2 separate regions of the Mus musculus genome follow, and region 2 is linked to region 1. Evidence: chromatin loops called from intact Hi-C (ENCODE). Cell type or tissue: left cerebral cortex. All regions are shown on one strand.

Region 1 (8,000 bases):
ATATACTATTTCTGAGAAATTCAAAATAGTGTATACTTCATGAAAATCAAGATGACATTCCTGTGATGTCGACAAGGAAGCAAGACTTTGCTTTTCATGGATAATGAAGTCAGCTCATAGAAATGTTAGGTAAGCACTCAAGATCACACAAGTAGTACAAACTGGCACGTGAGTAGGAAGAGATGTGGAATCAAAGTAGCACTAACGTTCCTGGGGCCATTCCTTTCATCTGCCTTGGGTTTTGTGGAGGAGAGCATATGTCTGAAAGCACTTTTATGTTCAGAAAGGTCTCAACATGCAGATATGATGAACACTCTGCTTCCATACTGATCCGAAGTGTTCTTGAATTCTTCCAACTGAAATTTTGTTTGCATCATTTTATATTGTTTATGTCCTTCCAATGGGCATACAAAGGAGATTAGGAGTAATCTATATATAAGGATGTTATTAAATGAGAAAACATCCTCAAGATATAATTCTAGTAAACTGTCAAGGAGAATCTTTTTCCTATCTTTCTCGTTTCCTACCTTTATTCCTGAAGAATTCGACACCAGAACTATTAACCAGAGTTGATCAGGATGAGCATCTTCAAGTGGGAGGTGGAGTGCACAGGGGAATCATCTTGTGGGTGCTAGCATCCATATGCATTCACAAAGGATGCCATTGTGGGTGGATGATGGTAGTAGCACAGGGCAAATGGAAAATTAGATGACAAGCATAGTAAAGAGAATATGCTGTATAATCGAATATAATGACAATAACAGAACGAAAGCTTCTAGTTTTTGAAGAGGACAATTTCATGCATTCTTGGAGGAAAACTGGAACAAATCATTTGATGGCTAATCTTCATTAGCAGCTTGCCTGAGTTTAGAATCTCTAAGAAATGAATCTCTGTTTATGTCTGTTGGGGGTGATTTAAAAGAGAACTAACTGAGGAGTGAAGATCGACCCTAAACGTGAAGGAGACACTAGCATGGGGTGAGGTCTCTGTGTAAAAAGAAGAAGAGAGGGGAGTGGCAGCATTCATTGCTCATCCTCCTCATTCCAGAAAGCAAGACCTTGTCTCTGCTGTGCCTTCCTCACACACTGTGGTGTGTTTACACCCCATGATTTCACCTTCTCCAAGTTGTTTTTATCAGGTATTTAGACACAAATATAAGAAAAATAACTATTCCACTCTGTGATGGAGTTGGACTTACATATCAAAGTCTAGCACGAATAACACTTTAACAACTCATGTAGTTTCTAGATCTTCAGTCCCTTTTTTTCTTGCTTAGACTTATTTATTTCATTTTATAAGTATTTGCCTGAATGTATGTGTATGAATATCTATCGCCTAATAATTTCCCTGCATGTATGTCTGCCTATTACTTGTCCCTGGTACTCACAAAGACCAGAAGAGGGCATCAGATACAATAGAATTGCATTAACAGACAGTTGTCAGTGCTGGGAAGCAAAATCAGGCCTCTGAAAAAGCAGTAAGTACTCTGAACCAACCACTGAGCTGTCTACAACCCTGGGTCTTTAGTTTCTTCAAGAGAACTCTTTTCTAGAGGAAACCGGATCTCTTTAGAAAGTATAAGTAAATGATAACTTTTGAAGTTCTTGTCCAGAAACCAGAGAGTTCAAAGAACATGGTGGACACTAGATCAAAGCACAGCCCAGCATAAGCCAGTTGCAGAGTTCTGCCCAACCCGGGATAACCTGACTCTCAATATGACAAACTGTCCAGAAATATATACAAACCAGTGCTGAAAAGAGAACAGTTTCCCCAACTAACAGTGTATGAAAAACAATTAAGAAAATTACCATTTGGTAAACAACAATGGGGGCTAAACATCACTGTGTAGGAGCTTGGTCAAGGAATAGACAATTAATGTGATCTTCCAGCACCTCCTCCTAAATAACTACTAGTTATTAGGAGAGAAAAAAAAGCTTTACAATGGAGAAATATGGTTACCCAAATCTTAAACAAATGATAAACATAGCATTATAAATAATGAAGCAGCTTAAAGTCAAGTACAAGGTAATAAGCCAAAGAAAGAAATAACATACCAAATGTCCTTTCAAATAAATAAAATTCTGACTCTAATCATAAAGAAACATATTGTTCAGTGCCAAGGTCATGCAAGACAAGAAGAAACTGAGCTTCTGGGGATGTAAGAGACAAGAGAGATAACACCCCAGGTAACACTGATTTGGGGTATCTTTCTCTCACTAATGACATTACAGGACAAAGTGGTAAAACTTGAGGGAAGTGTGTGGATTTTATGATGCTAATGTATCAACATAACTTCCTGGTTTTGATGGCTTTATTGAGGTTATTCAGGGGAATGTCTTTGAAAGAATTACTCTAAAGTCTTCAGAGGTGGTGGGGAATCACATTGCAAAACTTGGAAACAGCTCACAGGAAAATGCTCCTCCCCCTCTTTGTCCTCTTCCCTCTTCTTCATGTTCTCTGTATTGTACTAGCAAACATTGATATTTATTTACTTTATATTGCTCAGTATGTCTTTCAGCCAATATGTTTAAGGCTATTTTCTGATAGAATTATTACCAATTTAAAAATTAAATCAATAAGGGCCTAGGACATTCCCAGCCATGGCTTTTGAGCAGGACTATAATATCATCAAATAAAATTCATTCCTGTGGATCAGGTCACAAGTCCACTTAGTTACCTGTTCATTAGGGTTACTATTGCTATGATGAAACACCATGACCAGTGCAACCTGGAAAAGAAAGAGTTTTTGTTGTTGTTGTTGTTGTTGTTGTTGTTGTTGTTTTGTTGTTTTGTTTTGTTTTTTTGTGGGCAGGGGTTGGCGCTTCTAATTCTACACACCCATTCCTCTTTGAAGAAAGTCAGGACCAAAACTCAAAAAGGGCAGGAACATCCTGATACAGGGACCAGAGAGGGGTGCTGCTCAGTGACTTTCTTCCCATGGCTTTCTCAACTCTGGCTAGGACTATGTATATATGTATGTATGTATATGTATGTATGCGTGTGTGTGTATATATGGCCTGCATTTTGTGTAGTGCTGGTCTTATTGTATCTCTGTGTGATACAGCACACAGTTGCTTTGTGGGTAGCCATTTGAACACATATAGTAGGAAACAATGTCTATTTAGCCAAGTTTCTTTCCCAAGTATGGTATTAAGGTTCTTGAATTGCTATAAATAAAGTGGCAGTAGCATGTGATCTCTTGTATTTATTGATATCATATTAATTTTTGTAAAATGTAAAGGAAATGATTATAATTTTGTATTTTTGAAGTAAATTTTTTTCTTTGTTCTTCTTGCCATCACACTTTTGTCTAGATAGATTTTCAGACAGATAGAATTTATCTCAAGGAGCTGCAGGGCCGAGGTCCTTAGCTCATCAGTTTAACAGGGTAAGCACATCTCTCTTGAAAGGCTGTCATGTAAACTTCCCAGAGAGGAAGGTGTGTGCTTTCATGGCAACTAGTGGGCTCAGTCAACAAGATACACAGAACATTCTCTTATCCCCACCTCTTCTCTGGGGATACATAATATTAATTACAGAATGTTCTTTTATGAGTTAAGGCCAACTTCATAATGAGATGGAAGTTTAGTTGGATCCAATTCAGAACCACAAAAGTGAGGGCAGTATTTCATGTACATGAAGTCACACAGTGAGCCACTTTGTGGAGAAAACCATAACCATACCAAGCACAGAATTAGGTAAGGTATTCTGGGGTTGGGCATCATTGGTTCTTGTAACAGTTTCTGAAGATGAGGGCTTCCTCCAGAGTCAAATCTTTTCTTTAGTTTATTCTATTTGTTTATGTTATAATTGTTTGAAGAATATAATTTGTAGCCCACTGAATAAATTATAATTTATTTATTTATTTATTTATTTATTTATTTAGACATCATCATATACTTTATTAAAGGAATACATATCTTTCCTTGGGCTTTATTGTAAATTATTTAAATATATAATGCCTGACTCAGGATGGCCTTGTGCCTCTGTTTTCCTTGGAGTGACAATACTTGCACTTACTTTCTAGCATTGATCTATATGATTGAAGCATTGTTTAGACATGTGTGACACGTATCTTCCCTATTTCCAAAATGTCTCAATTATACACTGATATTATTACAACCACATATTAGGGTTTTGCTTGTAATACATAAATCAGATATTTAAAATTTAAAGTGTATATGTGAGGGTTATATGTAGTTTTGACATAATGTAAATAATCGACTGCAGAAGGCAACTTAGTGTTTCCCACTGATTTCTTATCACTATGATACTGTTATTATTTATTACTTAATTGTATTGTTTATTCTTCCCCCAAATATTAACTCTACTATTTTAAGGCATTTAATTCCTTAATCTCATAGCAGAGTGTTTACCTATGAGTCATGTTACAATTCACTCCATGTCACTTTGTTTTATTTAAGAAAATAACTGAATGCTGAACTTATTATACATGGACAAAAAAAGGTTGTCATTCACATGGTGAGTAGAATTTGGATTTATTATTGTATGACATAGTCCATGCTTGCCAACGTTCTGTGCACAGCACTGTCTATTGTAAAGCAGTAGAAGAGAACTGTGAACTTCCTCCTCCACCAATAAAATTCACACTCAGCACATTATCATTCGGTTTGCAATATTTTCCCCAATATTTTCTTAAAGCTTCATATATGGAAAATGTCTCCGTTTTTCCTTCCTTTTGCATTTTTGCCAAGAACAAGTGACAAAACAGGACTTATCATCTTCCTTCAAAACATATGGCATGTGCCCATAGAATATTAAACGATCTCGTACAATGACAACAAATGAGATATTTCATCTGAAACTCACAGAATGTACGGCTTGTTGAGGCAGGCAAGGAGAGGCAGAAAGACGGCCCAGGAGCATTGGTTTGTTAGTAGACACACAATGCAAACATATGTTTCTTAAAATCCGGAGGAGGACAGTGTTGCATGCATGCATCAGCAAGGTGGTAGAAAGCATCTTATTTGGATTTAATTATTTTAAGTCAAATTCAACAGTCAGACTAGTGTTCCCTGCTTTGAAAGAGACAAGAAAATGAGTCTATGTGCTACAGTTTTAGTTCATTTTTTTTCTGTATCTCTCACAAACTAGGCAAAACAACTTTTTGTTGTTGTTAACAATTCCAGGTATATAAGGAGAGGACTTCCTATGCTTTGCTTTTTGGAGTTTTGTAAATGAGCAAGCTCCATTTGATCTGTGAGTTTGAGAGAAAGACCTAAGCTAGTGGGATTTGCACTTGTCTTCCTTTCACTTTCAAATCCCCTGGCTCCAACTTGACTGTTCTGCTTGTAACCCAAGATAAGCAAGCAGTTCACTCTGGTTAAGTCCAATTCAGACTTCTGCATAGCTTTGCAAGTTTAAGCCCATGTTCCTCCCAGTGGGGGCAGGGCAGGGGATGGTATGAGGGAGTTGCATGGAAATGCTCTGTAATTCTACATTAATGGTGGCTTTCTCTCCTCTCCTCTCCTCTCCTTCCCCTTCCCCTTCCCCTTCCCCTTCCCCTTCCCCTTCCCCTCCCTCTCCTCCTCCCCCTGTCCCTCCCTTCCCTTCCCTCCCTTCCCTTCCCTTCCCTCCCCTCTCTTCCCTTCCCCTCCCCTCCCCTCCCCTCCCATCCCTTTCCTTTCCCCTTCCCTTCCCTTCCCTTCCCTTCCCTCCCCTCCCCTCCCCTCCCCTCCCCTCCCCTCCCCTTCCCTTCCCTTCCCTTTCCTTTTCTTTTATTAGTTGTTTTATTTATTTACATTTCAAATATTTCCCTGCTTCCTGGTTTTCCCTCTGTAAATCCCCCAACCCATCCCTCCTCATCTTTGCCTCTGATAGTGCTTTGCCACTTATACCTCAATTTCTGCCTCACCACTCTATTGTCCCCTTATGCTGGGGTATCAAACCTCCATAGGACCAAGGGTCTCCCCTCAATCCTCGTCTATATATGTAGCTGGAGCCATGTGTACTCTTTGGTTGGTGGTTTAATTCCTGTGAGCTCTGCGTGGTCCAGTTAGTTGATATTGTTGTTCTTCCTATGGGGTTGCAATCCCCAAGGTTGGCTTTCTAAAACACAATTGTTTGACTGACCCAAGCTCGTTCTTCAATGAGTTGTCCAAGGTTCAGTAGATATGTACTCTCTCTACTGTATTGCGAATGGAAAGCTATCTCAGTTTGGTCTTGGGTTAGACCAGATTCTGCCAGTTTTGCTTTTAACCAATACTCAAGCATTTTCTTTGTCAAGTCTGGGGTCCTTCTTTTAGATGACATAGAGCTTGGTTGATAGGTATCTGAGGCTGTTTGACTAATGACTTTGCTCTTATTTATTATTCACCCTCATAGACTACTTGAGCTTCCAAAAATAATTAGCAGATGAATAATAAACATTTATAAGAGGTTTTAGAGGACAAGTTGTCACAGTATTCCTTCAACAATAATGTACTTTTGGCCTTCAAAGGAAGCTAAATAATATAACCAGTTAAGTAATATACTTGTTAGGAAAATTCTAGCTTTAAATATGCTTTTAAATTGTAATATACCTTTTAATCTTACCTTCTTACTCCTCTTTTAGAAGCTACCAATTGGGAGATGTGCAATCTTTAATGAATGATAGCAGAAAAATTACTGTGTGCTAATGTTATTATTAATCAAGATATTAATGTTAAGTAATTACTCTAAAAATTAATATTCACCAGAGAAACCAGATATTTGTGGTAAAGGTATGCCTGGATTTCTGAGGACTTATGACTCATTCAAACTCTTTTGTTGCTAAGTAAATCATTAGATTTAAATATTAGTTTCTCTCTCATGCACACATGCGCACACGCACACACACACACACACACACACACACACATACACACACACACACACACACACATACACACACACACACACACACACACACACACACACGAGGTGTTATATGTTCCCATGAGTACAGGAACTGGCAGAAGCAGAAAGGTGTTAAATCCCATGGGGCTTGAGTTACTGGTGTTTGTTAGCCACTTGACACTGCTGTTGGAAAGCAAACTTAGATAATCTGCTTGCTCTTTAACCACTGAGCAATCTCCTAGCCTCCAAGCTATATTCATGAATTGGTTAATTTTCCCCTCATATATTACATCTTGACTTCAGTTTCTCCTCCTTCTGTTACTCCCAGTACCTCACCCTTCTATCTCACCTCCCTTCCAGATTCATTCCTTATCTGTTTCCCTTTCTAAAAGATCAGGGCTTTCAGAGATATCAACGAAACATGGGCTAACAAGTTATAATAAAACTAGGCGCATACTCCATATGTGACAGGACGAGATAACACAGTAAGACGAAGAGTCCCAAATGCAGGCAATACAGTCAGAGACTGCCCCTTGCTCCCACTGGTAGGAGTCCCACAAAAACACTAAGCTACATAACTATAACAGAATTCCTAGATCTGATCCTTGCAGGTTCTCTGATTGTCATCTCAGTCTCTATGAGGCCCTGTGAGCCCTGGTTGATTGATTCTCTAAGCCATGATCTTGTAATGTTTTTGACCCTTGTGGTTCCTACAGTTCTTCCTCTCCCTCTTCTTTGGGATTCCCAAGCTCTGCCTGATGTTTAGCTATGGGTCTCTGAGTTCACTTCCATCATTTGCTGGATGAAGGTTTTATGAGGATAACTATGATAGGCTCTTGTCTATCAGTGTAGCAGAATCTCATCAGGAATCATTTCATTGACTTTGTTTGTCTCTTTGTTTGCTTTGATTGTTGTGTTTGAATCAATCCTAAGACTCTGGGCTAGCCAGCCTCTGTTTTATGTCCATCCAGGAAGCTGAAGGTTAAACCCATTCACTGCTCAGTTTCATGGCATGGGTCTCAAGTTGAACCAGTCTTTTGTTGGCCAGCCCCACAAGTTCTGTGACACCTTTACACCAGAACATCCCTGCAGGCAGGACAAATTGAAGGTTGAAGGTGTTTAGCTGAGCTGGTGTCCCAGGCTCTCCACTGGAAGGCTTGCT
Region 2 (8,000 bases), 420 kb before region 1:
ACTAGCAAACACTTTCACTTCATAAATACATAAAATGTTGTTTATGTATTTCTTTATGCTAGAAATTGACCGAAGGTGTACCTAACCATTTTTGTACACTGAACTGAAGACACTGAAACAGGAGAGATGACATTCATTTGATAGATTTACATTTTGCTTCGTTATGCAATCTCAGTAAAGTAGAAATCAGGTAACAACAGAAAACAAAAGGGATTTTCTTAGATGGTCATTGGAAGAGTAAAAGTGACAACTGGCTTAAAATTATGTAAAGGCGATCATTGCTTTAAAAAAAAGGTACATCCACCTTGGGTGGGATTACCCTCCTCCTCCTCCTCCTCCTCCTCCTCCTCCTCCTCCTCCTCCTCCTCCTCCTCCTCCCCCTCTCCTTTCTTTCTGCTCTTCTAGTGCCAGCAGCTGCTTGATGGAGACCTCTTCTCCCCACATCTGAATGGAACGTCTTTGCCCAGAGTCTACAGAATGTCAAAACTGAGGCTCCGACCTCAGAGCTACAGCTTTAAGGACCACTCCACACAAAGAGGCAGCTGGTTGCTTTAATGAAAACTGCCTTTAAGCTTCAAGAACTGAGGCCTTGGGGAATCCATTTATAAGGAGCCTAGAAAATGCATTTCCAAGTTGTATGTTCTTAGGAGATACAAAATAAAATTTACCTGAAAAAATTAATTGTAATTAAATAGCTATGCATTGTCTCTTGAATAAAGATCTGCCACTTAGAATTTTATGTTCCATGTATAAATACATTTTGCAAATTGCTGAATGTTTGTCTGTCCCCACATCAATGGAAAAACAGAACAAAGCAAAAGCAAAGGTGAAGAAGCACAAACTTTCTGAAAGGTGAAGCTCCTTAACTCATATACGTGGCAAGTTAGTTTGTTGGTTGCTTGTATGCACACAATTCTGTTTATTTTTAACTACCTACCAAGTAGTCCATTGAAAATGTACCGTTCAGTAGGATTTGACATTGTTTGGATTTGGAACTGTTTGCATTCATTAATTTCTTTTCCCTTCTTCAAGCTATGGATCTCCTCATTAAAATGACCCACTCCTTGTACTCACAAAGTGAACATTTTATAAACAGGTTTGAAGACTTCTAACACCACATAACCCAGGCAGTGTAAGCTGTTTCTGGGATTACTTGGAGTAAACTACCAAAGAAAGCCTGCTAAGTTTTGAGTGTTGAATATGAGGCCAGAAGAAGGTGTAAATATAAAGGATGCATTTCAGGGACAAGCTAGACAGACCCTGTGTGGAGGAGCTGAAATCTCAGGAACAGAACATGAAGGGCTCTGTGCCTTTTAGTTCACTTCCTTGAAATTTCATTGTCAAAGTACCAAAGGTTAAATAAATTTCTAACAATGAAACCTAAAGGTGTGTGTTTTTTCTCTAATTTACCCTAAGGCAGGTGGATGGATGGCCACCAGAGGGAATGGCAACACTTTGGTAAATTCAAGGGACCTTCTAGGCTCTAACGCCTTTGGAAGTGTTCTGAGATGAAGTTTGGGTAGGTAGCAGTGTGCATCAGTCTGATTAGAGGAAGGCAAGCCAGGTCAGCAGCGCACCTGCTCACACAACAGAAGAGTTATCAGTTCTTCAGCGAAGCCAAGGGCTCGTTTTGGTTCTTTGTCCCTGAAAGAAACAGGCTGTTTGCAGTTGAAGTTAGACTTCTGTTCTCTTATTCCGGCAGCACAAAGCATGAATGCAAATCCCTTCCAAATTGTACAAGTACACTTAGCAATTGTGTCCTTGCTACTGGGGACCTCAGCCAGCAGGAGAGGGGTGGTGTCTGAGAGAGATGTTTTCCTGAGAGCAGTAACCACAGTGGCAGCAAATGCTTCCCACGACCTAGTCCTATGTCCCCGACTTTCAATTCAGTCATCCTATGAACCTCTGAATATATATTTAAGAAGTTAAGGATGGAATTATTCCTAAGCAAGAATTTTCAGAATGCAGTTCCTTGGTCTGTAAATTGCCTGGTAAAGATCTGGGGAAAGGAAAACTTAAGTAGAGGGAATACTGAGACTTCTTTGCTTTTTCTGAAAAATTTCGGTGGCAATCTAGGGCAGCCCTGGCTTCAGCATTGCATGCAAAATAGAGAGAGGACTGGGCAGAGTCACAGGCCCGATTATTTTAATGCCCTAGGTCAAAAGGAGGGAATAATGAATAGGCGTGGAGTTTAGTTCTTGGAAGGGAACTTAATTAACCTTGGAGGAGTGAAAGAAAGTGGGGGTTCCTGCCTAGGATCCGACGTAGGATGATTGTATTTACGTGAGCGTTCGCGCGTGCGCGCTCCCTGCCATACAGGTGAAGTCTACTTCATGGATAACCCCAATTAATTTTTAATCCTGAAAAAACAAACAAACAAACAAACTTGGTGTTTCTGTTCCACAGGCTCACCATCACCTTATTCCCCCAATCTGGCTGAGAAGTTTGCTGCGGGATCTCGGGTTCTCGGCCGGGGTCCCACAGTCCTGGCCTCCTCCTGCACCCGAGATCAGCAGGGGTGTGGGGAAAGGGGCTGCAGCGGTCCGGGAGTGGAGTCCCGACCTCCAGAAGGACTGCTACGGAAGGCGTAGAAGGGGAGGGGGTCGGGTCCCTGGCTAGCGATCGCCGAGTCAGGTCCTGGCTGCTTTCCGGGAAGGAAGACAAGGGCGAGAAGCGGGAGGCCGGGCCATTGTCCAGGGAGGGCGCATTTTTGTCCTGACGCTGCTGGTTGCTATAGCGAGCAGGGAAATCCAAACAGAAGGGCTCAGTTAGCTCCCCTGGTCCTGGGAGCAGGGCTCCCTCTTCTCAGCCAAAATAAAAGTGCCGCCGAAGGCTTGGCACTTTTTACCAGAGAACCGACTGCAGCCTCCAGAAGAGGGGCCCCGGGGACCCCAGCACCGAGCTGGGGGGGGGGGGGTGAGGGGGGCGGTGTCCATTAGCAAGGAGCAGGACGATTACTGCGGGTTCTGAGAGAATGTCCACCCCTACTCTTTTCCAGTCTTATTTTGTTTGGAAAAAAAAGAAAGAAAGAAAAAAAAGAAAGAAAATCCTAAACTCTCTCAAACTCCTAATACTTTCCCTGTGGCTGAAGCCCCCTCCCCACCAGAACTGACAGCAACAAATGGCTCCGCAGGCGACTCAGAAAAGGACTAGAGAGCTCCAAAACCTACAGCCTACAAAACCTACAGGTGAAGCAGCAGCAACACCTGGGCCACAGTGCCCCCTTATAAGAGTTTCAGGATCTCTCAAAGGGAAAGTTCGCTCAAAAGTAAAGTCGATGGCCATGTAAAACTTTCACATTAAAAAAAGACTTTTATTTTGCAGTAGTTAGGGAAAAAAAAATCAACAACGAAACAAGCCCTGCTATTCAGCTTTGAAGATATTGTGAGGGGAGGCTGCAATGAAGTCTTTTTGGTTTTATTCCCGTGTGTATCGTTTCTCCAACAGTACAGCTCAGGACTGGGATAACAGTGTTTAGTTAGTAATAAACTGTTAGCTTCGGAAAATTCTGAGCTTATACTTTTTAAAGCAAGAGCCACCGTTAATGATAGGGCAGGTAAGCAGTCAGGATTTTCCTTGGTGACGTTAGCTTTCTGCAGAGAATTGGGGACTTTAACAGCCTTCTCACTGTACAGTAACGTCTAAGTTTGACATTTTCTTTCTCCTCCCTTCAGTCTCCCCTTCTCCTCTTTGTCTCTATCCTAGAAGCTTCAACTGAAAGCTAAAAGGAAAACTTTTACTTGACCGGAGGAAACCATTTTAAAGTCAAATAAATGTATCACTCTAGTTCCACTCTTTAAAATGCATCCTTTCTCTCCTAATGACAAGTTCCTTAAAATAAAAGTTTGTATAACTTTGGAAGAAGTCCCTTAATTCATAATGATATTCACATTTTAAAAAGGCTTGAAAGAAATCATGTTAATGAAGAGAACATTTGCTGTAATTTGGTGATAATTATCAGAATCACCACATATTCGCAGAGGCTTGAACAATACGTGTTCAGAGAAAAGCAAAACACATTATTTTAATAGTCTGATATGCAAACTATAGACTGTTCAATTATGTAGCTTAATAATGCATACATGATGTGATCTTGTTATTGGGATAGGAAGGTTTGCAGTGAGTCGCTCCTAATACCAAGAGTGCTCTCACATCCAGTAAAATCCATTGCCCTGGATCAGAGGCCCCTGCCAAACTGCATTTAAGAGAATAAAAATTAATGACTGAGAATTTGAGCGTTAAATTAACATTAATTATATGACCTGCATGCTAGAAAGATTAAATTTCTTACATCCTAATTAGATAACATCTCCTCATACATCAAACGAGTTCTATTTTCATTTCCAGGTTTCAGGGAGACAGAGGCAAGTGCACAGGGGTTTCCTTAACTGTGGTCATGTTTCCTTTCAGACATTCACTGGGAGAGAACCAAGACAGGAGGTCACAAGAAAGAGAGTTAAACTCATTCTGACTTTGCATTGCTGATGGTCGCTGGAGGGCAGGGAGTTTGGCAGGTGGTCCCCAGGTGGACCTGGAGCTCTAGAGGACCTTTTGTGGTAGCCAAGGACTAGAGTGTATTATCAGCTAGTCTCTCAGGTCAGCAAAACAGAACGTCCAGCCAACAAACATCGTGGCCCTTTCTTTAAGACTAGAAATCACTTAGCTTATGGTTCAACTTGTAGATGAGAGAGCACCTAGTGGTCCTCAAGGGGAAAGGGAGGGACAACTAAAAGCCAAACAATGGAGATCAGGTTCTTCTAAAGACTCTTAGAAGAGATCGGTGGTGCGCTGATATTTCCAAATACCACCTATGCTGACCACAGCACTCATGGCTGTCCAGGGCACATCAGCCTCTGCTTGACCTAGCCTCGGCCTCGGCCTCCGTGACTGCCCTCGGGTAGGGTTGGGATGGGGGAGGGCACGTCTCCAGCAGGCGAAAACCAGTTGCACATAGGGAGGGAGCAGAAAAAAGGCCAGAAAGGGGGTAGGGCACCTCCCACCTCCAGCAGATGGTTGGTGGTGGCCAGTTCATTCTCTTAGTTTCTAAATCGGGACTTGACGGTCTCAGGGCTCAGAAGAAAGCTGTCGTGCGAATCTGGTTTGGAAACAATACACAAGGAGTTAAATTCCTTTAGGTTGTGGAGTTTTCTCCTAGATACAGTGTATGGTCCGGGTCGCTCAAGTCCCAGTGCGCCTCCCAACGCCCTCACCTTCCTCAAGAACCGCAGAGGCTGCGTCAGGACAGCTGCTCTTAAGGCTGGGCGGGACCAGAGGGGCAAGATTAAAACCTCAAGGCGACCAATTCTAAGTCACTCAGAATAGAGTTTTCACGTGTCAGTGTTTCCATTCAGCTACCTTCAGGCGTCTAGGGCTAAAGGGCATGCAAGTGAGAGCGTTTCTACGCGTCCCAGTGAATGGGGGAAGGGGCGAGAGGAGAAAGTGAACAGTGGGGGAGGAGATTGGCCACCCGCCCCAGACCCCACCGGGTGGAACTGTCCCGAGAGTCCAATAGGACTTGGAAGAGGATAGGGGCCAGTGGCGGTCACTGCCTCCCCACAGACTGCTCAGAGCACGCTAGGACTTCGTAGTGGCTGGCGGAACGCCCTGTCCCGGGTGGAGTACCTTTCCAGGAAGGCAATGGGCCTGAAAGTTAGCTTCCCAGGTGGCGGCAGCGCCAGGAGATGGGATTGAAGGGGGTGTGGGGGGGGGGGGTAGGGGGTAAAGACTGTAAATTCGGCTCGAATTCCTCGCAGCAAGCGCTAGGGCGGGGCCTGGGAGAACTACCCTGGCGTTGGCGACCTAGGGCTCAGCCTCGCGCGCTGAGAGTCGCGTCACTAAGTGCTTTTGCGAGCACCCGGTTCTATAGAAAACCGACCGCCTTGGATCCTTGTGTATTCTCAAAATCTCTCCTAAGAAGTCTTTGGTGGAAAGATGCCTCTTCCCCAAACCCCGCAGACTCTCACTGCCACAGCTGCCGGGTTCGAACTTTCCAGCTCCTCTGCTCACCGGCGTAAGCTGCGGCTTCCCTGGTTGCCTCGGTTCCCCTCTCCCGGAGCAGGCGGTCTGAGAGATGCTCTGCTCGGCCAGAGGACGCCTCCGCTGTGGCGCCCTAGAGCGTGCCCGTGCCACTCCAGAAATTGCATTCAATACTAGTTCAGCATCTTCCGGGAGAGGACGCACTGTAAGAAGTCACTGGGAGGAGTCTGGGCGCTAGGTGCGTCTGCCCTTTAGAATTTACAAGGAAATGCAAAATGAATGACACTCAGGAGCGTTCCTCAAAAGACCACTCGGAAAGCCGTGCGCTAGTCTGGAGAAACACCTCTTACTTGCTCTTTGTCTACACTGGGAGCTCAAACGAACTGAAACACGCTTACACTCTGTTTACCCTTCTTGTTTTCTTAAACGAGTTTTGGGTGACTTTGGCTGGGGCCATTTGCAGCAGAGACAGACTTTGTACGCTTGCTGCAGGCCTCTTTCAAAGTTGTAGTTTAAAGAGCATTATGTAAGCCTCTCTATTTACATAAGAGCTTTAACTCAAACCGCCCAGAAAACCTTTTATCACCGAAGGAAAACCATCCAGAGCAGCAGCTAACCGAGTCTTTAGGACACGTTGAAAAACAGCAGTAGCTCATTCTTTTGGGGGGAAAAATGTTAACAAAAACTCAATAGTTTCCATTTTTATTCGGCTTGGTTTTCTATCATTTGAACATTAAACTTAATTCAGGCTGTAGAGACTTTTAGAGTATATTCATTCTTCCCCCATGTGCAGTTAGCATCTAACTGGGCCACAGAGATGATTTCCCCCCCTCCCACGCCGTTAATTCTAAATATAAGGACAAATCTTAGCAAAATCAAATCGACATTTTACCAAGGCCCCTATTTTTAAAAATATTCAGGAATATATAATGATACTGTTATCAAAGGCTAACAGCAATAAAATATTTAAAATTTAAAAACCGCTTTTACCTACATAACTTTACCTTTCCCCGCATGTAAACAGTTTTTAGCTTAAATGAGTTTCTTCCTTTCCCTCTTTTCTTTCTACCCTTTCCTTGGTCATCTGTTTGTTAAAACTTTGAGGAAGATTTTTTTTTTAATTGCTGTATGTTGTTATAATTCCCACTTAAGAAAACAATGCCTGACAAGATAGAGATCTTAGTTCTAATGAGTTCAAAACTAGGTTAGTATACAGAAAGATATTATAGAGAAAGATAGTACAGAGAAAGATCAATTCCTGGGCCCACACCACGGGAAAGCTGGTCAAGGGATCTTGTTCTATTGCTCTTGCTGCATTAGACAATGTCCCTTCTCTGTCATCAGAGAAGATCAACAAGTGCCCCATAGACCCAGTTGCTTAATTATTGATAGTAGAAGATGGAAATCCTTCCAGTGAGTTCTTAGAGACTGATATTCTTCCTGGTGAGCATTAATCAATATCCCCTCTCATCCTATAGATCAGGACACACGCCACTCTACAGCAATGTCTCCAATGAGGAACTTGTCTTGCTGGGAACTCTTGAGTCTCTTCTCACAGAACATCCCCTCTAAGATGGACTAAGGTGGTGGTATGGGAGGTGTCATTACCAAGAGAAGCAGAATGGCTGTGTCTGAACTGTTCCACCACCTGCCACTTTCTCCTTATTTTTGTCTATTACACTGGACACATAGATTCTAGGTCCTTCTTTTGTGACATTTTCAAGCAGTTAAACATATTCCTATGAATGACAGCTCACTCTCTTTTTTCCCTCTCTGATTCCCAGTCTGATAAGGTAATCAATATAAAGACATCAAAAGCTGAGATTTGCTAAATGGCATTTGCCTATTTTTCCAAAGTTTTAAAGGTTCACATTAAGGACCAAACAACAATCTCTGTAGTGCAGTTGGAGCTTCAGACTGTAGTTGGCAGATGGAAAAGATATTTTAGGCAGAAGGAGTTTGCAGCTTTCTTAAAATATAACCACATGGCCATGAGTCACCTTCTTTGTCCTCTCTTTTAAGAC

Evidence for each region. Hi-C counts contacts between places; a loop is a spot of excess contacts. Peaks named below come from ENCODE experiments on the same cell type or tissue, not always from the same donor. Only the 100,000 strongest peaks of a DNase experiment are listed, where the experiment ranks them.
Region 2: a loop joins it to region 1, with 4 times the contacts of the local background. A loop is called at or near these places in 4 of 42 quality-filtered maps.

What each region holds. Positions count from the first base shown.
Region 1 is chr4:22,915,278-22,923,277 of GRCm38, forward strand. Gm52715 (a long non-coding RNA gene) reads left to right here and starts at 4,425. Exons shown (of 3, transcript XR_003955332.1): 1 at 4,425-4,483. In left cerebral cortex, no CTCF peak of the experiment used is centred here; a DNase peak (open chromatin) is centred at 4,916.
Region 2 is chr4:22,492,442-22,500,441 of GRCm38, forward strand. Gm30731 (predicted gene, 30731) reads left to right here. Exons shown (of 3, transcript NR_131335.1): 3 at 406-685. Among named protein-coding and RNA genes, the nearest start is that of Gm30731, 5.9 kb to the left of the region's middle. In left cerebral cortex, CTCF peaks have their summits at 1,430 (motif pointing right), 4,699, 6,170 and 7,891; DNase peaks (open chromatin) are centred at 2,706, 6,105, 6,358 and 7,925; H3K4me3 peaks cover 2,853 bases; H3K27ac peaks cover 7,480 bases.